Regions from separate parts of the Mus musculus genome. Here regions 1 and 3 are each linked to region 2. Evidence: chromatin loops called from intact Hi-C (ENCODE). Cell type or tissue: heart. All regions are shown on one strand.

Region 1 (8,000 bases), 1.4 Mb after region 2:
GATACACAGCCTGAAAGACGAAATCATAGGAAAATAGGCGCAATTGGAAAACAGATCAAGTGAATAAGCCAGAATCACAAAAACAAGGACATCGTGCTTCTCTCCTGTGTGAATTTGTTGTGTTCAAGTTTACATGTGTGCACACACATATGTAGACATGTTACATATGAATATAGGACCTGATAAAAAAGGTGCCGATAAGAGAGAAGGATGTGATTTTAGGGAGGGAGAAAAGAGGAAGAGAGAGGGCAGGAGGGAACACTATTTGGGGTAAGTGAATCAGAAAGAAGATGGAGGCTAGGATAAGTGACTAATAAGTGCAAAGATACTACTGTAAGAATGTAACGATGACATCCGTTATAGCATGTTAATCTAAGAAACTAACTTAAATAGAACAATATAACTTTAAAGCTATCACATTAATTTAGATTTATGATACTATTAACATTAATACTTTTCTTTTTCTTTTCTTTTTATCTGTAGTCCTGTTGGCCTCAAACCCACTATACAGCCCAGGCTGGTGTAAAACTAGGAGTACTCCTCTTGCTTCAGCTTCCTGAAGTGGTGAAATCTCAGGGATGTGCCACAAGGCCCAGCTCATGATATTTTTAACTTTCTTACTTATTTTATCTCAAACAATAAAACAGTTTGAGGAACTTGATTAACCTTAAATGATTTGAGAAAACAAGCTTTTAAAAGTAACAAAGATTCTCAGCAAAATCTTACAAGTTCTCCAAAGGGTGAGTGTTCTTTTAAAATTCACTTACACGATACAATAAACGGTTATATATTACAGTCATGGAAAGCACACACCTAAAACACAAAATCAACTGTTCTTATAGTTAACTATGCTTCTGTGGTTTTGGATCAAGTTTCTCCTGCTAGCTAGTACGATTCAAAATGTTTTAACAACCACATTGTGTTTTATTGACTTATTTTTAAGGATATATTTATTTTTGTCTTATAGGTGTTTTCCCTGCGCGTGTGCAGGTGTACTGCCTGAATGGTTAGTTCCCAGGGATACTTTGGAACTAGTTACCATGTGGGTGCAGGTCTTCTGCAGAAGCAACAAGTGCCCTTCACCACAGGTCTCTCTCCCTAACTACCAACAACTAAGTCACATGGAAAACTGATTTTTAAAAAATTCACTAAATAATCACAGATTTATTTACTTCATTAAAACATATCCTGGAGTCTTCTAATTGGAAAAATGAGAGAGGACAGGAACTGCTTTATACTTGTTCTGCAAACTTGTTAGAAAAAAATAAATCTTAAAAAAATAAAGTATTTCATAAAAATCAAAAAGCTGCAGAAATAAAGTAAAATGTTAGCAAAATAAGAGTGGCTCTCAATAAACAAAGCAGGAAATTAACCTAACAGTATGTTAAGGATTAACATAGTTTGGCACTACTAACAAGTCTATCAAGCCAGCTGTGATGGGACATGTCAGTATTCAGGAAGCAGAAATAGCTAGGCATGCTACCTAGTCAAAGCTACCCTAGGAACTATACATCGACTAGAGTGAGGCTGTCTCAACAGATGGATGGATGGATGGATGGATGGATGGATGGATGGATGGAATAGTAGGCCGAGGGGCTGGGAATCACTGTCAGCAGATAACTGTACATAGGAGTTCCAAGGCAGCTGACACTACAGCCTCAAAGACAAAAGTAGGTAAAGAGGCTGAGAATGGAGCTTAGTGGAAGATGCGTGCCTAGTATATATAAGTCCTGGTTTCAATCCCTAACATTTAAAAGAGGGAAACATGAAAAACTTTGCAGAGTATTTAAATGATACCGCCTTAAACATTATTTATTTATTTATCCAAATTATTTAAATATGAACATTTTGTCTGCATGTATGTCTTAGTGCCTACAGAGACAGAAGAGATGCCCTGGAATTGAGTTAGGAGTTCATGAGTTGCCATGTGGGTGCTGGAAAAGCACCCAGTGTTCCTAACCATGGAGCCCCCTCCCCCGCCCATAAACATTTTGAATGCTCAATGTGCACAACATCCTAAAAGATAGGCACAATCTTCATTTTACAGATCGCAGCCAAAAAGTTATTTACTGACGTCGGAATAAAGAGTGGGCATCAATCTGGACATGTTCTCTTCGAGAACACCAACCAGTGCCAATGCTTAGTGCCTACATGCCGCCCTCAAGGTATGACAAACTCTCAGGCAACTTCTCTCTATTCACACTGCTGGCAAAACTTGATAGCAACAGGAATGACACAGACTTAAGAGCTGGATGAGGGCCGGGCAGATCTACAACCCCACAGTTTTCAAGGTGGAGACAGAAGATTCGAGACCACTAACTCAAAATCAAACACTAGCTGTCCAGAAAAGAAATTAATTTCAAGGGATTTTTTTAAGTGAAGAAAAGTTTAAAAACTGTAACCAGTGATTTTACTATGTGTACTATTTAAACACTACAACTTGTGTTTCAAGAATACAGGAGTTCCTTTTCCCTAAGATGGTAAGCTGTGCCTACATATGAACACATCACCCATGGGAAATTTCAATAGTATTTGGGGAAGCTGAAGGTTCCTATGTCGCTACAAGGAAGCCTTACGTGACAAAACCACACCCAGATGGAATGATTAAATCATAATTAATCTAATTAAATCATAAAATCAGTAAACAAGATTGCCCATTGCTTCCACGCAAGAAGTTCACGAGGCTTCCTATGCCCACCTCCCACTTTTTATAATAAACAGCAGACTTGGAGGTTCCCAGAAAGGCCAAGTTTCTGTAAATAATGGCTTCCCCCGGTGACGTTTACCAATTCCACACATAGTAACCACCTCCGAAAAAAAAAAAAAAGTGCCAAAAGAACAGAACTTAATTTGATACTTTCTGTACATTCTGTGTTAACTGGAGACCAGTGGACGGATAATCAGAATAGGTATAGTGGCCCGCGAAAGGTCAACACGCTGGCATGACTCAGTTTACACATATGCCAGTATACTAATATCTACCTCATAGTGGTTACAAGAGATATAATTAGGGTCTGCAAAGCATTTTGGAGGTCACAAGATTAAAGGCTGTCTCTGCGGTCACAACACGCATTTCCTGTAGATATTAAGCAAACTACGTTTTAAAAATACATTTAAAATGACTTCCAGCATATGTAATTAATTTTCTGCAGACAGCATCTCCTTCAGAGTACGCAATGATACTTTTCGGGGTGGGGACAGGGGGTCTTTTAGGAGAATGAATCAAGTCTCCGTATGTGCTTTCGTTTCCACTTCTGGGGGGGCCATTGGGCTAGCGACCCTTTGCCACCAGACAACCAATGCTGACGTTTCTCAACTTTGCGGTTGTCAGATCGATAGGGACCTGGAACGTCGCTTTTCCAGCTCTTCGGAAACGGGGTTTCAGCCCCCTCCGGCTGGATGGGCCGTAAGGGAGAAAATACACAGAAAACATCAACATGACACAAAGACGGTTGAAGGGTCCGGAGACGGAGGCCGGGGCCGTGCGGATCCGCAGGGTCAAACCCGGGCGGCGATGACTCAGGTGGGTAAGGGACACCCGCGGCGGCCTTCTGGAGGAACCTGGGCCCCGCGATGCCCTGCTCCACTCGCTCCGAGGCCGTTGCACTCACCGGCTGGTCGACGCCATCTTCGCGGCTCCGCCAACAGCTCCGTCCGAAGCAGGAAGCAGCACTGGCTCCTAGACGCCCCGAGCCGGGCTTTTATGCGCGAGTCGCTCGCGCGCACTCCGCGCGGCTACGGGTCGGGAGGAGGGCTAAAAAGCGCTCGGTCCTTGACGACGCGGGCTGTGTACTTCCTGGTTGTCTCCGCTGCTGCTGCGTGGCTCCCGGCTGCTGGTTGATTGGCAAAATCTTCAAAGCCTGGCGGGATAGCACACCCCTTTGATCTCCGGAGGCAGAGGCTGGAGGATCTCTGTGAGTTTAGAGGAACCTGATCCACACAGGGTGCTCCAGAACAGCCAGGAGGAGGGAGAGAGAGATAAAGAGAGAGAGACAGACAGACAGACAGACACAGACACACACAGTCTCAAACAAATCAAAACAAAAAATCAACCCAAGAAGACTCAGAATGTGCTGCGCCTGAGCTAGCTCTCAAACAGAGGAAATTAAAATGGGAGTTGCCTCCTCGGGTGATACTCTCAAGTATTCCTGCACCAAGAAGGTAGGAGGATCTGGAGTTAGACCTCGTCTCAAACAAAAAACACCTTTAAATAAACAAACACACAAAATAACCAACACACAAGGAAACCAGGTTGGTTGAAAGGGGCAAAGCGCTCGCACCAAATTCCTTTCCTTTATTTTCAAGTCAGTTTTCCCTATCTGATTGAATGTCTCATTTGCCCTGACTAAAGAATTTGGAATAAAAAGAGAAATTAGTTGTTGTCTTCAGGAGTAGGTATCAATTCAAGCTCTGTCATTGGCCAACATGATTCAAAGTTCCTACATGTCCTTTATCTCAACAGTGTAGGCATGGAGGGTATCTGGCTCACAAACCCTTCTAGAATTGCAAGAGACAGCCCTGCTATGACCCATGTTGTTGTTGTTCCCCAATCATCATCGAATATTTGACTGAAAACCGAGTATAGGAAATGTAATAAAACAGCTAACGTCTATACAAGGGCCTCACAAGGCAGGTCTTGGGGGTCACCCTTGTAATTCTAGAAGTTAGGGTGCAGAGGTGGGAGGTCATGAATCCCAAGCCAGCCTGACCTGCAGAACAAGACCTTGTCTCAGCTCCCGTCCTCTTACCTTAAGGCAACAGTGCTACTTTCTTGTAAATAAACCATTCCCAACAAAGTCTGAATTAAGGTAACTGCAAGTTGGGTGTCTTCCACTGAGATGAAAACTCAGTAAGCATTTTATTTGTTAATGGAAATCAAATGCCATTAAGCAGACATTTGTTGAAGTGGGAATTTCTGGTTTTGTTAGGGACTCAGTTGTATCATGTGATGTTTTTCTGGAAACTGTCTTATGTAACGGTGTTTTGCCGAGAACAGGCGCAGGGTGTTTTTCTGAAAACTGCCTAGTGAAAGGGCGTGTGATGTTTTGCTACGGCGGATGCTTGAGGGGACATATGTTTGGAAAGAGCATAAGTATAACCCAACAGACGGCGGACAGTGCTCCTGCAATTGGTTCGCCTTGCTTGATTCGCTGATCTTAGCTTGTTGTGACTTCATAGTGAAAAATGCACCAAAGAACTTATGGTGGTGTTCCAGCGGCTTCTTCCTGCTTCTGTGGACTTGTGCTGATAGGTCGAACCTCATGGTTTCCTCTGGACCTAGCGGCTGCTATGGATTTATGTTTGCCATGTATACTGGACTGGTGTACTGGACTGCTGTTGCTGATTTGGTAGTTTGCTAGTAGACCAGACTGCTGACAACAGAGATTTGAATAGCTCCAAAGAACCATTTCTAAGCATGTCCACAACCCCTATTTCCTATTAACCTTTCTTTTTCCCTAACTCTGGTGGATGCTGGACTACAACAGAGGTTGAAGTCTTAAAGAACCATAATTAAAGAAGGTTTTGAAAACTCTAAGCCTACCCATTCTTTTCAGTATTCTTTTGTTTTTTGTTTTGTTGTTTGTTTGTTTGTTTGTTTGAAAACAGAAATTCTCTGTAGCCTTGGCTGTCCTGGAACTCTGTAGACCAGGCTGGCCACTGAGTCAGAAATCTACCTACCTCTGCCTCCCGAGTGTTGGGATTAAGTGTATGTGCCACTGCTGTCTGGCTGCCAGACATTGTTTTCTCGAGCTGAACAGAAGCTACTAGCTTCCTTTGAAAGAACAAGAGGTGCTGGGAATGTAGATCATTTGGTAGACTGCCTAAAAGACACGAAGGCGTGGGTTCAATCCCCAGCGCTGCAGGGAACGGTTGTGATAGTGCAGACTGCACTGTCAGCACTCAGGCAGGAAGAGCAGGAGCTCACGGTCGTCTTTGGATACACAATGAGTTTGAGGCCAGCCTCGTCTATGAGGAAGCCTATCTGCTGTAAGCACATGATCGATGCCTGTAATACCTTTCTCTAGGAGACCATTTTACACGTGGCCTTTGACTCAGTTTTGAGGGAGGAGAGTGACTGCCACACCTGGTTTCTTTCCACAGTGTGAGAATGTATTGAATAACAGTAAATTAGCAAGGCTCAGTGGTTTCCATGGCAGCAGTTTAGGTGTCATTTAATCCAGCCAGTTCTAATCTGGCCGATGAATGCAGTTTCTCTAGTTCCAACCCCAGCTACTAATGTTAACTATCCTATCGCTGGGGTAACTATCTCTGTATACCTATATGCATATATGTGGCTTAACAGAGCAGCATGTTAAAGCCACTGATCAGAGTTTACACTGCATTCGAAGTAGTCTGCGAGAGAGTCTGTGTTACTGACAAAGCAGACAGAGAGACTTGAGGAAGCTGAAGCTGAATCTGTTCAAGTCAGGGTCTGAGTATGAAGCTGGAGGGTTCCAGATGCTGGGTGAAGGCTGAACTGGGCTGAGGGGAAAATGGCAGGTTCAGGTCCAGATCCTGACAGGTGAAAGGTGAATGAACAGGCCAAATAACAAAGGGTTTGCAGCTGAGCCGAATGGGGGTAGTAAAGAAGTCCTCTGCTTCTTGGTCCTTGGCTTGTATAGCAGGTTATCAGATGGCAGGTTGCTGTGTGGCCATGATGTCAATTTGTTAGGTGTCTGTTGCCTTAAGGGGTCCAGGTAAGGGAGTTATACTCTTTCCTGGGTCTAGTGTGTCTGGGCAGTTCTCAGGCTATGCTTCCCAGATAGGATTTAGTTCACCTATGTGCCCCTACAGTCTCAATTCACCCCATAGTGTATGGAGTAGCTCCTTTTATACCCCAAGGAATAAGTCATTTATCATTCTGTGTTGTCTGGGTAGTTTACAGATCCACCCAGGGGATACAGTCATTCACCTCCAACAAAAGAGACTCCAAAGCTGTGTGTAAATTGGAGTCTCCAAGGGTAAGGCACAGCCCAAGAAAATGCTGTTTACCCAATTATAATGGAATTCCGAGTAGGCTATGCACACATTCTCAAAAACAGTAAAATAAATAATTAATTAATTTTTGAAAAGTATGAATCACACCTAATGGGGGTCCTCTGCCCCCACCCCTAGCAGTAGATGCCAGCACAAAGTAACCCAAAGGTATATTTTTTAGAGTTTTTGGTTGGTTGGTTGTTTTGTTTTTGCTTGTTTTGGTTTCATATAGCTTTGTTAGGGCGTTTCTCCCCTGGCCTTTTGCTTCCATATTATTTTTCCAGTTTTGAGTTTTTATGATATGTGTGTATGTGTGCATGTCTTGGGTTTTTGTAATCTTAGTTTTTTTTTTCTTTTTTTCCTTTTAGTTTGTTCATTTTTGTTTTATCATTGTTTGTCTTTTTAAATTTATTCTTTTTCTGTCTTTGCCCCTCTACTCTCTCTTCCCCTCCTTCTCCCTTCCCCTCCTCCTCTACCTCTCCCTCTTCCTGTGACAAGTTCTCTCTATCACATAGTTCTAACTGTCCTGGAACTCATTGTGTAGAATAAGATGGCCTGGATCACACAGAGATCTACCTGTCTCTGTCTCGAAAATGTTCAGATTAAAGCGGTGGACCACTGCTCCAGGCTGTTTGTTTTCTTGAGAGAGAGAGAGAGAGAGAGAGAGAGAGAGAGAGAGAGCTTGTAGTTGGAAAGGTGGAGAGGATCTAGAGATGACTGAGAGGAAGTCATGATCAGAGTATACTGAATGAAAAATAATTTTACTTTTTGAAAAAGCATGAGAGACAAGAACATAGAAACTAAATTCTGGGTGCGGAATGGGGAAGCCCGTTACCCCACCTCCATCCGTCATGTGTTAGTGCCAAGTTGAAAATCAGACTGCTTCCATGGGATGTTTTCCCTCCTTAAGATTTAGAAGAGTTAGGGGCTGGTGAGATGGCTCAGTGGGTAAGAGCACCCGACTGCTCTTCCGAAGGTCCAGAGTTCAAATCCCAGCAACCACATGGTGGCTCACAACCACC
Region 2 (8,000 bases):
TCACTGGAGTGTCACGTGCAGTCTTCCCAGCCATGAGTTATAGTCAATAATTCACCCCCTGACTGGACTGATAACAGGCAGATACTCTAATAATGTGTAGGATTTACTACCGGACACCAGCAGTAAGTAGGAATTCCAGTGCGGTGGGAACTGTTATCTCAGCGGAGAGAAAGCAATAAGAATGGGGGTGAGCCATGTGGGTGCGATGTTGGGATGTTTAAACCCTATGATCTGAACAAACATATCTTCAAGGTAGTGTTGTTTAAGTTAACGTTGGCTTAAGCGAACTGTTTCCATGGTATTGTTCTATAATGACTCTGCCTGGCCTTATTGTCAGAGAACACAGCAGATGGCTCTGTAGAAATGCAGAAAATAAAGTCAATTGCACTATTCGGTTCTTCCCCTAAGTTCGAGAATGGCTTCACTTGAATATTTCATTCTAAAGAAAATTTCTTGTTTTGTTTTTGTTTTTTTTTTTTTTAATCACCTTAGACTAAAAGTCTGAAATATATTTCCAGTGACTTCTTATCATACAGAGAGATCAACAAATTCGCTTTCTCTGTCAGAATGTTCTGAAGCTGGAGAAGGAGCGGTGGTGATTCATCAAGAACAATTTTATTATGAAATTTGATTTATGTTGAGAAATATAAGTGATGACGTTATAATGCGTGCCTCTGCATGGAGGGAACACATTTTAGCCAATTGAGTTATCCAATTTTATTATTTTAAAAAATCCATATCTGGTTGTTCTTTTTTTTTATTCGAAAAAATTTATAGTGCTATATAGAGTAGAAATGTGTGTTTTTCAAGTCCACAGACAGCTATGGATTGTACTCCCCTAATTCCAACAGAGTCATTCATTACTATGAATAAATATTCTCATATTTTCATCAGTTTCTTTGGTGAGCAAATAGAAACTAGTATTATATTTAAAACGACACATTTCATTATAAAACTACAGAGTAAAAAAAAAACTTAATTACATCAAGACTATAATTAAAAATGACACAGAAGTTGCAGTTTAGATTGCTCAAGATTTCTGAATTATTAGCCTTCCTTTTTACCAAAAACAGAGATAACAAAAGGTAAAATGAATTACATTGTATGGTTTTAGTTCCTTTTTCAATAAGTAGCCGTTTCCTTTGTCTTGGGGAGGTGGTAATTGATTTTAAATAGGATCACTGTTTTTGACAGAATGTATAATTTTAATATACTCAGTAGTAGTGACTCAGGTACATACACATTGCCTCATGTATACACTGGTTTTTGTACCTATTATTAATTAAACAATATAAATAATTTTATGGTTGGGGTCACCACAACATGGGGGACTTTAAGAAGGTTGAGGGCCACTGCTTTAGAAGGTCTGAGGGAGCACACGGTAGACTCAGGCAAATAGTCTGTTAATTGCTTTGCAGAATATCACTTGTGCTTGGAGATTGTTGACCGACTTACATATGTCTGGAGACATCGTCACTTCAAAGAAATCGTCACTAAGGCCATATTCCTAAATGAAGATTTACCAATAGATTTGGGGTGTAGTTAAAGTTCTGCTCTCCTTATAAACACCAACATGGGGGAAAAGGGTCTTTTTATTTATTTTTAACCATTCTAATTAAAGTTGACTGGCGTGAAAATAACCCATGCCTGCCCCTTTTTCCCCATCACCTTTCCCACCTTCCCTGTCACTGCTACGAGCTTCACAATGTCCTGACAAAACAGAAAAATTAAAAGCAACTTCTATCTTCAATTATGTGTGCAATTACAACAGTCTCAGTGCTGTTTCAACATGGCCACTCTCGTGTTTTCTTCAGCCATGTTCTGTTTCATTTCAATAAAAATCAATTTCTTCACTATGGTTTTAATTTCCTCATAAGATACACGTTAGGCTAGGTCTTTCTATCTAAAACTAAGTAGCATAAATAATTAAATAATTCGGTGGGATAGTTACCACATATAATCACTGAGAGTTTTTTTTTTTTTTTTTTAAATGCTGGAATAAAGCAACTGCTTCTTTTATCACGTGAAACAGTTCTTTCTCACCCCTCCCTTTCCTTCTCTTTCTTTCAAAACAGTTCGTTTTTGAGACAAAAATCTCATGTGGCTTAAGCTGTCTTGGACTTTTCTACACAGCCGAGGATGACCCGGAGTTTCTGATTCTCCCATGAGCTCCTTCTGAGCCGCAGGACCGCAGGCGTGCGCTACCACACCCGGTACGAGACTCCGGATCATACCTGCGGTACCAACGCTCGACCAACTGAGTTATATTCCCTAGTTCCCGCCTTGCTTTTCCCTTCTTCCTGTTTTCATTCCTCTTCTTTCCCCTTTTGAGGGTCTTGGTGGCTACAAATTTCCCAGGTCAAGCGGTCTTCCTTCCTCAGACTCCCAAGTGTCTGGGATAATAGGCACGGATGAGCAGTATCAAAACCTGTTCAGTTTTAACTCCTATTCTTACAAGCTTCAGCGTTCCTGGGTCCTAGTTACTGCACTGTGTGCCGCACACCCAGCCTAGAGAAACGCAACCCACCAGCTAGTCTACCTTAGTGTTTAGTTCCCTCACTATGGCAACTCTACTGGACCTTTGGAGTTCTAAGGATCTCTCTGATGGCAGAGTAATGGACAATCATCCTTGTAAAATGTCCTTTCTAAACAGCCTCCAATCAGAAACCAGCTTTGCACTGGCCTTCTAAGGGCACAATCTCTTCTCCTTTTCCTCATCAAAGAGCTAGATGCTTATCTTCAACTCCTGCCTATAAAGTCCAGGAGTAAGACCTTAGTTGAGAAGATGAAGTACAGAAAAATAATTTCAGGGCAAGTAGGGAAAGCAAAGGCTTTATCTGGGATCCATTCGGCTCCTATGTTGAATAAAGCCCCTGAAACGGGTTGTGTTTCTTTAAAAAAAAAAAAAAGTACCGGAGTTGTATGTCTCATTTTAGATAACTGGCTGAATGGTGACATCAGCAGGTCTTCCCAGGCCAACAGACACAATGCAACAGTATTCGGAATGAGTTAATTTTACTTTACATTACAATGATTTCTTGGAGCTATTTTTATAATGGTCTGAACACTTGTATTATATGTACCCTTCTCCAGCAGGGACTTGTATAGCATTTTTGAGTGTTTAGGATCACTGAAATCAGACTGGCATTGGTTTTTCTCTCAGTCCAGGCGCTTTTGAGAATACAGAGGGGAATCTTGCTGCTACCTGGAAGAGACAGGGATGTTTGGAGAGTAAAGGATGCAGAAATAAAGACTACCCAGAGGTGGCGCTGTGGTTAAAGTACACCTGAATTTTGATTACAGTGACTGCATTCCCTTCCTACTCCTCAAAGATGTTAGCCTCTACAACCTTTGAGCTTCTGTAACCACAGTGAAGCAAGATTTCTGGTAATATATCCCCGCCCATTCCACTTTACTGGAGTGTGTGTGCAGACTTCACACACAATCCGAATCAAAACACTAAAACCACCTCTAAAAGTTTAGGCCCCGGGGTAGCCTGGAGACAAAAGTTCAAAGTCCCATCTTTCCGACCCTTCCCCTTTCCTTCCCTCCACAAAGACCACCCAGACCCTTAGAGAGTCATTTAGTGATACCTGAGCACATTCCCCCTTAATTTACAACATTTCATTTTAGAATTACATATTCATTTTCATGTTCATACTTTAGGAAATACCACAACTCACCATGATTCTGTATGATATGTGTGCTGGTTTTTGTTTTTGTTTTTTTTTAAATCATTTTAAAGGAAAAGAAAATAAAGACCTTTTTTTTTTATGTACAATAAGGGGCTTGTACAGGTATGGAAATCTTCCCATATGATGTATTTTAATACAACAGTAGCCATGAAGATCTTGTGCAGGCCCGAAATCTCAGAGGGGAAGCAGAAGTATATCTACTTCTGCATCTGGTCTTAAAAGCAAAAAATCCCTGATTGCCTAGTTTTGATTGATTTAAATTGTAATGAGTCAGAGATGAACCCAGATATTACAATGTCTTATATCTTAAAGTGTCCTCTCCTCCTTTGAGGTTATTGTTTTGCTTTGCTTTGGGTTTTTTGTTAGGACAAAATAATAATAATAATAAAAAAACCTCTTTCCTAAATTGGTCTGTTTTCATCATGACCTTCTGCAGCTGTTGTCTGTATAGGACATTCCAATTATTATCACGTTGATTTTTTTTTAATAAAAAAGCTTTTAAGGTGAATGATCATAAGAACACAACGTTAAATACAAATCCATAAAAATAATTTTTAACTGTAGCATGTTAGGAACTCAAGGAGCTAGAATCCAGAAATGAGTATTTTTAACTGGTATTAAAACCACCCTCTTCCTGGTTTCATAGGCAATATTTATTCCTTTGCCCTAATTTTGGCAGTTTAAAGAACCAAAATTCTGCACACAGCTGCTAGGACTGTAGATTTTTTGCCTGATTTTTCTTCAACTTCCTTTCTTCCAAGCTTCTCCCACAAGACTGGTTTTAGTTAATGATACTTAGCAGTACAGCTTTGCACTTCCATGATAATTTCCAACAGAAAAATCTCTCTGGAACTTACTATTAATAATCAACCCTAGTATTAACCTCAGATCGGAGATTTATTAAACCTATTTGGCAGAGTAAAGTTGAATAACTTGATGTTCAAGGATCCAGGCTGAGCTCTGGCCCTGGAAAGAGGCTCTGAAGCTAGCTAGCATTCCTCAAATCTTGGTTTGTACAAGAAACGACTAGTCTTTTTTCAGGGTCGTGAGCTAGCAGCAGGTCTGGCAAATGCTCGCATCGCTTTAGGGGGCTACGAGGGAGCTAGCATCACACCCTCTACACTGAAGCAGAATGGTGAGCAAAAAGCTTTGCCCATAAAGTTTCCTTCATCTCTGAAAACCAGGGTGTGATTTGCATTCACCAGCAACTGACAAGCATCTATGAAATGCCTCCTCCTTCCAGTTTACACTGGGGTTAATGGGAGCAAGATGGGGTTAAGCTGGCAGTACTTAGGTAGGAACTACTTCCCACTTTGCTTAAGGTTTTGAAATCTGCAACCCGAAGAATTAAACAAAACACCCGCTTTTGCACCTCCCTCCGGCAGAATGAATCCTCTACCCTAACAGGAAGAGACCCATTTCTGGGAAAGTAAGTTTCCCGAGGGTCTGTTCTCTGAGCCAGGGAAGGCGATCCCCGAGGCCCTGCGGGGGCGGGCTCCACGCGTCCTCGCGCGCTGGGCAGGCAGGTGTGGTCCTGAGCCTGGGCACGCGCTCGCTGGCCGCGTCCCCCGCGCCACCCGGGTCCCTTCTCGTGCCCCGACCCCGGGCCCCCCCCGCCTTCCCGGGCCCGGCCGGCTCAGCCGCCCGCCTCGCTCCCCGCCCCCCGAGTCTCGTTTCAGTCACCCTTTGTCCTTCCCCGGATTGGCAGGTTTTATTATTCCGCCTGAACAATCCGGCCGCCCAGTGGCTGAGGGTCGCTGACGTCGGCGGCAGAGCCGGGGAGTAGTTGGGATTCTGCTCTGTCAGTAACACATGTGTAAGCGCCGCCGAAGGAGCGAGCGAGCCGGCTAGAGGCCCGCGCCGCCGCCTCCTCCGAGCCGGGCAGCAGCAGCGGGGCAGCCGATCGGTCCAGCGCTCCCGGCCGGCCCGCAGCTCCCCACTCCGTGCGTCCTCGTACCGGCCGCGGGACCGAGCCTGCACCGCCGCTCCCGGGCCGCAGGTCGCGGGAGGGGGGAGCTCGGCCGAGCCGCCGGCGGCCCCGAGCGGGCGGGCGGGCGGGAGGAAGGCGGCGGCGGAGGAGGAGGAGCGCGGGCGCGGCGGGGGCGGGGGCGCGTACAAAGTGAAGCCACATTGCCAAACTTGCAGCCGCGATTGCAGCAGTGGCTGCTGCTGCGCCGCGCGGGCCCGGCCGAGGGAGCCTGCAGCTGCTCGCGCGCAGCCGGGGGCTGAGGACCGGGACCCTCGGGCTGAGACTTGACACTTCTTCGCCGGGCCGCCTGCCACTTAGCGTGGGGCTCCCTCTACCCGCCCCAGAGCCACGCGATTAAAAAAAAAAAAAAAAAAAAAAGCAGCCCTTAGCCCCCTCCTCCCCTTTCCTGCTTCTGCGAGAACTCCCTCCCTCCCTCCAGCTCCGCCAGCCCCAGCGCCCCTGCCCTGGAAGCCGAGCGGCTCCGCTCGCATTTCGCCGCCGCCGCCGCCTCTCGCAGTGTTGCAATATAGGGGAGAAGCAGGTAAGGGGGTGGCTGGGGACGCCGCGGGCCCGGAGGGGACGAGGGAGAGAGGGAGGGGGGAACTGATCGGGGCCGGGGCTGTTTTCTTTGGCTTCCTTCCCTTGACCGTCCCAAATTGCAAGTAAACAATACGTCGCCTTAGATAATGCGTGAGTCTGAAACTACCGGAGGCCGGCCTGCGAGCTAGCAAGGAGGGCAGCCCCGGGCCGCCAGCTTTGTAGCGGTTCCTTGCTTACAAAAGGGTTCTTCTTGGAGACGGGGCTGGTGGGGACCCTGGAGAGGGCTGGGGGCAGTTCCAGTTCCTAAAGGAAAGGCAGGGGCTGCTCAGATGAGAAGTGGTGTGTGCGTGGGTGGGGGCGATAGTCAAGACCCCCCCCCCAACACTGTTTGAAACAGGGAACGAAAAGCTCTAAGTGACCAGGAGCTGGCATTGCTGATTCTTTTAAAAAGAATTCCTCTTGGCTTATAAGTCTTTTGTTCCAATCCAGGAGAAATCCGGTGAATCACCTAATTAAAATCAAGACATGAATTAAGCATCCATTTTTGTACTACAAATGGCCAGCGCTACGTTTGTCCCTCCCTTGGTCTCCATTAAAAAACACCAGAGACGTTGTTAAAGGGGGGCAGATTTTGCCTCTAGCTGCCAGCTCTGCTTTCTATTTCACTGACTATCCCAGGACCTAAATTGCTTGGCTATGTAATTACTAGAGTATAAGCCTATTTAACTTAAAAGCTTTCTTTTTTTTTTTTTCCAACTCTAAATGAAACTTGATGAGGGCCCGTCCTTAGTTATCAGGGGAGTCACTTTCTGGTCAGTCCTCTTGATTCATCTCTTTTAGATTTAATCAGCATTAAGGTATTGCTTGTCCTTAAGAGCTTTAGCTAATGGGGTTACTGGATGCTTTTCTCAGTGTAATGTTTCCTTTTCAAAAAAAATATACATATATATTTACCTCTCACTAAAGATGGGGGTGGGGAGCAGCTTGGAATCTCCTCCCTCCCCCTCCCTTTTAAAAAAGGAATTCGGAGCGATTAAAACGTTGGGGGGGGGCAGTTTAAAGACCTAGGGCAGGAAATGCAGATTCATTTGGGTCAGGGCTGAAATTGTAACAAAAAGCAATTCCTCGAGTAAATGCATCAGAGAAATCAATTTACATAAAGGTATGATGCATTCGGATAAATGCAATGCTAATGGGTTTTAGAGCGGTCCTGGTTCCAGAGTCTCAGGGTTTTGTTACAGCTTAATTGGTGCAGTTCTTATTCTGGTTTATTGTGCGGTCACTGGACACACGTTCCGGGACTCTTTCGGAGGAAATGTGTTTAAAATCGGCCTATTTAAGGAACCAGAGTCCTTCTTTCGTTCCCTCACCCCGGTTCTTTGCAGCAGTGAAGTTGGGCTAGGGACAGACAAAGTTCGCCTTCTCCCTTCTGAGGTATCAGCTGAATGTCTTGAGCAGATAGCTGGGAGCCTGGGAGAGCCCACACTCTCGCCTTACAGAGGACAAAGACAAAACAAGCTGCTTAATTGGCAGTAAATAACTTGATCTTTTTATAGAATAAGTGACTGGAGAAACACTAGGACTTTATTGGACTCCGGATTGGAGGCAACAAATTAATCGGTTTAAGCTAAGCTTTATAAATTGATTCCTATATTCTACTCCAGGAGAGAGAGAGAGAGAGAGAGAGAGAGAGAGAGAGAGAGAGAGAGAGAGAGAGAATGTTTAAAAGCAGTTTTTCGTGACATCAAGACTGGCTTGAATTTAACTTGTGTGTGCCTCAATAGTGCCTCCTCGCA
Region 3 (8,000 bases), 910 kb before region 2:
TTAAATATTTCTCTCTCCACAGGCTGGGATCTCAAGAAAGAATGTCTTATTTAGAGTTGAATCCTAAGCACCTACAAGCTTTGGAGAATTCAGGAATGCCTGGAAAGTATGCAAAGCTTAGCACTCCCAACAAACATGGCCAACGACTGCTTTTCACATATCCAACTCTTGACTGACCTTTCTAGGGGTTAAAAGAAAGATGTTTCTATATTTAGAAGAAAAACTTAAAACCAGCATGAGAGGTTAAGAATCTTCCATTCTTAGAAAATATTTCATAAAATGAAAATCATTTAGCATCAGTAATTTAAGTGAGTTCTCATGTATTGAGTTCTGGGTACTGGTACACATGCCAACACACACACACATACACACATACACTCACACACACTATTCTAAAAATTTTATCACAAATTAGAAAGCAATTTTTTTTTGCTTCATCACCTACAAATATTAACTACATCTTAAATGGTAAAAGTGTGGCAGAAATAGGGACCCGTGGTAGATAATTATCATCTAGACATAATCTAGAACTCTAACAAAGCAGTCTCAATGAGGAACAGCTTTAATTGGGCTGCCTACTGGGTATACCTGTCAGAGGTTTTCTTAGCTGGGCTGAGGTGGAAAGAAACATGCTGGCTGTAGGTGACACTATACCATAGGTTGAGCCCTAAATAAAAGAGAGAGAGCAAAGAGAAGCATGCATGCATGCATTCAGTCTCCCTCCTGTCCTGACTGTGGGTGTGGCTGACTGCTTCAAGCTCCTGCTGTCTTGGCTACAAGGATGAGTGATTACAATCTGAATTGTAAGTCAAATAACTGTTCTTCTCTTAAAAGTGCTCTGTTGAGGCATTTTATCACAGAAGAGAAAGGAAAGCAGGATGGGATCTAAGAAAGACTTCCTCGATATTATCATTCCCAACTCAAAGCAGACAAGTAGGTGAGTGTCACATATTCTCACAGAAGTTATAAGAAGTCATACTCTACGAGACAAAGACTGCACATGTCTGAAGACATCTCACTGTTTTGTGTTATGACAATTCTGGAACCAAAAGTAGATGAACAAATATAATGCTTTCCTTACTATAAAAATGCTTGCCTGCCGAACCAAATGCTACACTTCTCTTTCATTTATAAAATATCCCATCTTTATAAAATATACTCTCATTTCAGTTCACTAAAGGCATTTTTTTCTAATAGAAACTGAGTGTTCTGCCCAAGTTTTCAGTTATGTGCAAGGCATGGCTAACTGACAAACATTGCATTTCTGTACAACTTGTTAGTGACCCATCCTACACAAGTCTGAGCAAATTCGTCACCATCAGTATTATGATTTTTTTTAACCTGTCAAGGGTGATAATGGCATTGCAGATGTAGCTATAACCACAGTATTGTGTTCCATTTTGATCAGTAAGTGTGTTAAGGGATGGATGCTCATGAACAATAGCATTAGAAAAGATCATAGCACCTAGACTAGTTTAGGCAAATGTTGGTTAAAAACTACTCTCCCTGACGAGAAAGCATAGAATTCCATAAGTGTTTGTTTGCTAAACACCAATCCCTGAAAATCAAAATCATGTGACTTCAAACAACAGCATGCAAATTCTATTAAAATAACATCCAAAAATTCAAATACTCAGCAAGAAACAGAAAGTAGATGTAAGAAAGATGCTTTTTCTCTGTATTCTGGAAACTAGTCAAAACTTACCAAAGAGATAATTGCATAGCATTTTAGACTCCACTATGGAAAAAAAAAAGTGAAACTTAGAAATAGATAAGCAAAAATGACCAAAGCAGGAAAACAGATTTCTAAATAAAAGCTATCAAAATGATTGGGTGTGAGTGAGGGAACAGGGTGACATTTATGATTCAGAGAGGTTAATTGAATAAGAATCTGTGGCTTCTGGTCAGCTGGGGCTGAAGAGTCAACAGGAAACCAGCAGCACTGAAACAAAATCTTTGCTTTACAATGGATGCTGGTTGGCCTGAGCTGCAAAAGTAGTTATAATTAATAAGTGACCAGCACTGCTGAGGTGAACTCTTCTGGGAAGCGGTGGTTCAGGGAGGCCAAGGCTGTACCTTAAGTGGTAGCTAAACTTAGTAATGTGTTAGGAGTTTTCCACATGGCTCTGGTTTTCAAGGAGTAAAGGGACCACGGAGAGCAGCTGAGGGTTGACACCGTATGACAGGACTGGAGACCAGCATAGAGGTCAGAAAGCCACCGATGACAGAGCAGCCCCCCATCGTAGTGCAGGCCTCAGGACTGAAGAGGCAATGAATACAAACCGAGGCTTGGAATGATTAGGCAAGGGTTTCTAAGGAAAGCCCAGGAGATGTTATTGGAGAAATGCAGTGGATACACAAGGATTGCAAGTGTCACGGAAAGAAACTGAGGACTGGTACAATGAAAGGACAGAAGAGGCCACTGGTTAAAGATCCCAGGATACTGCAGATGTTAGGACCACGGATGACCATCAAGGACAGCAACAGGGGTGGTTTAGAGTCACGGTGACACACTGAGCAAGAAGTAGAATCCCTGGACTCATCTTACTTTATCCCACCTTTAAACTTAGATGCCATCTGGCCCACTCTGCGGGGCAGCTCAGCAATCTTCACGTTTTTTCCACTTTCTCCTTTTTAAAGTAATTATCCTGAATTAACCAACCTACCTTAAATTTACTTACAAGCCTGAGTTGATCAGAACTGATTTTACAGAACAACCTTGAAGACCTATCTGTTCTTTGTAGAAAGTCATTGCTGAAGCAGTCATAAATGGAGAACTACTAAACCAGAGGGTGGGGGTTGGGGGCATCAGTGGCCTGCAACGGATCGTTTCTATACTCATCCTGACTCCCATTTGTCTGTATGGAGTTAACAAAAGTGACGAATAAATGAGGCTATCTGCTCAGATCTTGAGACGCTCGAAAAGCAAAGACTAAAACTATTAATATACACCAGTTGTAGAATTAGCAGAAAACAGCAATAATAATACTTTGCTATTAAAAATTACAAATATGGCCGGTCTCACCATTAATCAAAGGTATGAAGTAAAGCTTACAAACAGGCACGATTTCTACAGTTTGATCCTTTACCTAAACCAGAGGCACTCGTACCCTCAAACATTTGACACCCTTGTAAGCCATGGCGTGACAGAGAAACTTGGTCTTTAGGGTCACCAATAGCAGCCACCGTTAGGTTAAGGTTACTCAACTGACATATTCAGTGCCAGAGACAGGGGACATGACTCGGGGTACGTCAAGAACTGGACTGGCATCGGGTGAGCTCAAGATTAGGAAAACACTATGTCGGAAACACCCCCAAACCCGGACCCTCGCTCTGCAGGGACCCTATCCCCCGCTAACTTCTCCCCGGCGCCCCGAGACCACACCGCGGGAAGCAGGGGCACAATGTCCGCTTTCCTCTGGGTGACAGTGAGGACCTGAGCACCAAACACATACTGTTCAGGAGGGGTGGGCACCACGGGTTTCACTTCCGGGTGCCTAGGGTCACGCGCGGCCCGCCCTCAGAGCCCACCCCAGACTCGCGCCCGCCCGCCCGTCCGCCCGTCGCCCTGACGTCATCCCCCGCCGCCGCCACTACCTACAATGGCCGGAGGCCTCTCTGAGGCCTGCCCGGCCCTGGGTCACTGCAGCAGGCGGAGAGTGCAGAGAGAGTAGGAGGCCAGAGGGAAGGGCAGGGAGCGCGGGGAGAGAAGCTGACGAGTCACCAGAACAGGCAGCGGCGGCCTGAGCGCGTCCACCTTGGAGCTCAACGTTGCTAGTAACCGGCCTGCGGTTTCTGTGGAAACGGACGCCCCGCCCTCATCGGCCCGCTCCGACGCAGCTAATTGGTCGGGAGCTCTAGAGCGCGAGCGCCGTTCCTGCTGTGATTGGAGGGAGTGAGGGGGCGTGGCCGGCGGGGGGTTGTCTCTGCTCTGGTTTCTCTAGTGAGATTTTTCAAAAGCTTTAGCTTTGAGAAAAGGCGTAGCTTTTGTGCGTCGCTGACCGAAAATCTCAACCGCTCTCATCCTAGCAGGGAAGGAAGGTCCGTTCCGAGTCTCTTGACACTGGATCGAAAAATGACTTCCCTGCTTTTGCCCTTTTTTGTAGCTAGGATTTGAAAAAACCCAAGACAGAAAAACCTTTCCAGTGTATGGCATTATCCCCCACAGGAGTTTTTCTTCTTTAAAAACATAGTCAGCAGGTTCTCCAAAATGTCGTTCAAGTCCTCCTAAGTCCTTAGATAAAGCTGCTGTGCTTTCTAAACTGCTGAACCGGCCAAATGAGATCTTGGTAGGACCTAGTAGTGGTTTTTTGTTTGTTTATTTTGTTTTGTTTTGTTTTCCTTATGAGATTTTGGGAGTTTTGTCATTGTTCTTGGAATGTTTTCATGCACCTCCCAGGTGTAGTAGATAGGAGTGAGTTTACGTCCGAGTTTTTGTACAACTGGCTATTATCCATTTATTTGCCTCTATGGGAAACAAACAAACAAACATGTTTTTGCCGCGTGCACCTTGTCCTTCTTATATACTCAAGTGACCTTTCTTAGCACTCAGGGTATACACTGTCTGATGCTCTGAATAAAGTTGGCTATTGCATGCGGCGTTAGTCTGCCTCGTTCCTCCGCTCCACTCCCTCAGGTTCCACCACAGGAAGAGATATAAAAATGAACAGCATATCGAAGCAGCGCATACTTCTAGTAGATAGAGTAAAATGGTAGCTATGGGAAATGTCAGCTAGGAGCTGAACTGTCGGCCCTTCAGTATGGCTAGTACAAGCTCTTCAGAGCCAGATGCTGTGCTTCTTAGGGAGTTTCCATAGGGAGCTGTTCGCCTAGGTGAGGAAAATGAAAATACATGTTTATGAAATATTCTATAAGAAAGTCATAAATAGCAAGTTTGTTTATAATAGCTAAAAATGGCAAGTAGATTGAATGTTTACCAGCAGGAAAATTGATTACATATTCAATACAATGGAATGATATTCCACAGTCAAAAACAACAAGCCACTTCAATATGCACCTTCTGCATAAGTAGCTTGAAGCTCTTCTCTCTGTTGCCTGGGACATTCAATATGGACATGCTGGGTACATGAGCAGCCATGGATAGACTGGTAATAGACGTCTTAATTCAGCCTTGTATAAGAAAGTAGCGTAGGCTGAGTTGTTTAAAGAACAGAAACATATTTATCACATTTCTAGAATCTCAGAAGACCCAACTCAAGAATCAACCAATCTGGCTGCTAGTGAGTTGTCTGTTCCTAATGCTTACAGATGGTTGGAAGCCTCCTTGCTGTATTCTCACTTGAGCAAGAAGCAAGATCTCACCTACCTCCTGTAAGGACACAGATCTCATCATGAGGACTCTACTCCTGTAACCCAATCAGCCTGCCAAGGCCTCCACTCCAAGTGCCTACACACTGAGGGTTAGTGGGAGGAAGGGACACACTCATTCCACAGCAGGGAGCTGCATGCTACTCCTCCCTGGAGAGTGATCGTTCTCTGAAGGCAATTCTCCAAGTACTGACTTAATTGTGGAAAATAAAGATTTTTATTATCTTCCCACTATCACTTCTCAGCATATTTAATCATATATGTAAGCTGCTTTTACCTGATTATGGCTGTCAAAGAATGGTAGGTAAATGCCAAAAGAGGTTTTTGTAACTGAAAGCAGAAAAGGTGGGAGTTTAAAAATAAAAACATGTAATTTTAGATACTGGAACTTCAATATATTGACTTTCTCCTCAGCCTAGTAAGTAATTTACAATGCAAGAGTCATTGCTACGATGTTATAACAATGCAAGAAGAGATAAATCACGAATGTCACATGGTTTATGACATAAAAACTCATTCTTTTATCCTTGAATGAAAAAGGATAAAATGATCCTTGAAGTCCTCTCCCCAATTTAGCAGTTGTCCAAAACTATCACTTTACAAAGAAACTAACATTTTGATATTTTAAATGTTTGATTTTGACCTAGATGTGTCTGTCACTGCCTTTTTCTAATTATTGTATTTAATAAACAACTATAGTGTTACATGAAAGAATTAATTAGATTTCCTATCTATGTAACTATAAGAATTCCTATTCAAATCAGTCCCATTGCTTTCTTTTTTAAATCCCCCCTTTTTTTTTTGTGCATGTATCTGTGCATGTGGACAGGTAGAGGCCATGATGGTGGAGGCAGGACAGCTTTCAGGAGTGGGCTATCGCCCTGGGCTCTGCTGAGGCAGGGCCTCTCTCTCCATGTTCACTGCCCATAATGCACCTCAACCCCCAATTGACACTCTCTTGCAGCAGGTGGTTTCTTGCACTCCCTTGCCATCTCCCTGGCCCAATCCAGCTATAGTCTAACTAAAAGAGCACTGTAAAAAGCTCTGTGATAAAGGAGACATGTTAAGCATTCTTAAGCTGTTCTCGGTCTCTCTTGGGAAACAGAAAAAACTTACAGAGGATGCAGTGAGAATTGCTGAGTAATAAGGAATAAAGAAAAGCAACCAAAGCTGCTGCCTACGCTGTTAAAATAACCACAGTAGTGAGTTATTCAAGAAAACTGGAAAAAGATAAAAGAAGAGAAAGAAAGCATATCACATGTAGTGTTAGAGTCTGCAGGATACAGGAAACCTTGGCTGTAACCAGTTAGAAGGAAAAGAGATTTGCACTCATCAGCCACAGTAAAAATAAAATAAAATAAAATAAACCTTGGTGTTTTATATCAGATTCAGAAAGGGAGAAATAGAAATGAGTTGGCCTGAGCTTTGAAGTGCCACCACTGGGAAAGCAGGGATGAGGCAACTAAGGGGACGAGGGAAAGTAAGAAGTCACCAACCCAAGGATCCCATGTGCCTCTTCTGCTAATTCAGAATAAAAACACAATCAGAACCTGAAGTTGCTTACAGAGATGGTGGCTGCTCACCTAAGACAGCAGCTGGCCTCTGCTTCCATCCCCACCCATGGGTTTCTCTGGCCCGTTGTCCACACAGCACCTAGAGTGCTCCTGATAAGGGAGCAGCACAAAGCCACAGCTTTCCCATATCATGAACTGCAGTCTATGCATCTGGCCTCACAGGATCAGTGCCTCCCAAGTTCCCCCATGCCACAGTGCCCTCTAGCCTTGAGACCTCTCCACTCCTCTCAGTCCTATGCATCCCTGTCCTTCCCTCCAGTTGTAGCAGGTCTCAGGCCCCATCTCTCCTATAAGACACTTCTCTCAGATATCGGCATGATTATCTGAGACTCGCTAGGATAATCATGAGAGTATCATGATTCGCTAGCCTGATAATCCTACCAGAAGGCTTTCATGGACCACCTAATACAAGTCTGCATTGCCCAACTTCCACCTGTTCCTCTCTCCTTAGCCCTCCAGCATTCCCAACTAGATGCCGAATTTTATATGTTATCTCTTCCATTTTCTTCTGGAGAATGGAGATCTCATGAAAGGAAGACTATGTAGTAATTGACTGCTGTCACTCATCGCTAACAGTGACTAGGTCTGGTAAGAACCTGCCGTTAACAGTTTCAATAATGCCAGCAAATTTTATTTTTAACGAACAAAAAGGATTTATGGGAGCAATTCCCTGCATTAATGAGACTCATCTCTGAGAGTTACTGACTGGAAGCTATGTGTTGAAAATTACTAGAAAATGAAAGACGTTGAAAAGACTAATGTGTCCATTTAAAAGGAAAACAAGTACACTGACTTTGAAGTATGGTTTTAGTAATGTAGAAGTACACTAAGGATAGAGTTTTATGGCAGACAGGAGAGCTGGCCCCACCCCTCACTGGCTGCAGCAGTTAGGAGACCAGGAGAGCAGGACTTGACCTCACCTGGGCAGCACAGCAGAGCAGCTGGAGCTGAAAGTATAATGTAAAAACAAAATTCTAGGCCTTTAGGCCCAGGCTTGGGAATGTGACCTCTGTGACTCAATGCTCCAAGGTATGCTAATCATAAAACAAATAGCGACATTCCTCCACCCACCCGCTTCCTGGGTTCAAAGAGTGTCCA

Evidence for each region. A loop is a pair of places that touch in the nucleus more often than their neighbours do. Peaks named below come from ENCODE experiments on the same cell type or tissue, not always from the same donor. Only the 100,000 strongest peaks of a DNase experiment are listed, where the experiment ranks them.
Region 1: a loop joins it to region 2, with 5 times the contacts of the local background. A loop is called at or near these places in 4 of 42 quality-filtered maps.
Region 3: a loop joins it to region 2, with 8 times the contacts of the local background. A loop is called at or near these places in 4 of 42 quality-filtered maps.

The regions. Positions count from the first base shown.
Region 1 is chr3:142,760,900-142,768,899 of GRCm38, reverse strand. Gtf2b (general transcription factor IIB) reads right to left here and starts at 3,653. Exons shown (of 7, transcript NM_145546.1): 1 at 3,612-3,653. The coding sequence starts at 3,628. In heart, no CTCF peak of the experiment used is centred here; a DNase peak (open chromatin) is centred at 3,729; H3K4me3 peaks cover 2,507 bases; H3K27ac peaks cover 1,466 bases.
Region 2 is chr3:144,203,025-144,211,024 of GRCm38, reverse strand. Lmo4 (LIM domain only 4) reads left to right here and starts at 5,770. Exons shown (of 5, transcript NM_010723.3): 1 at 5,770-6,205. In heart, a CTCF peak has its summit at 3,268; DNase peaks (open chromatin) are centred at 5,454, 5,804 and 6,124; H3K4me3 peaks cover 3,414 bases; H3K27ac peaks cover 3,411 bases.
Region 3 is chr3:145,114,384-145,122,383 of GRCm38, reverse strand. Odf2l (outer dense fiber of sperm tails 2-like) reads right to left here and starts at 3,795. Exons shown (of 17, transcript NM_001162538.1): 1 at 3,602-3,795. Gm40163 (a long non-coding RNA gene) reads left to right here and starts at 3,971. Exons shown (of 2, transcript XR_867692.2): 1 at 3,971-4,041; 2 at 5,269-5,562. In heart, no CTCF peak of the experiment used is centred here; a DNase peak (open chromatin) is centred at 3,823; H3K4me3 peaks cover 1,900 bases; H3K27ac peaks cover 1,877 bases.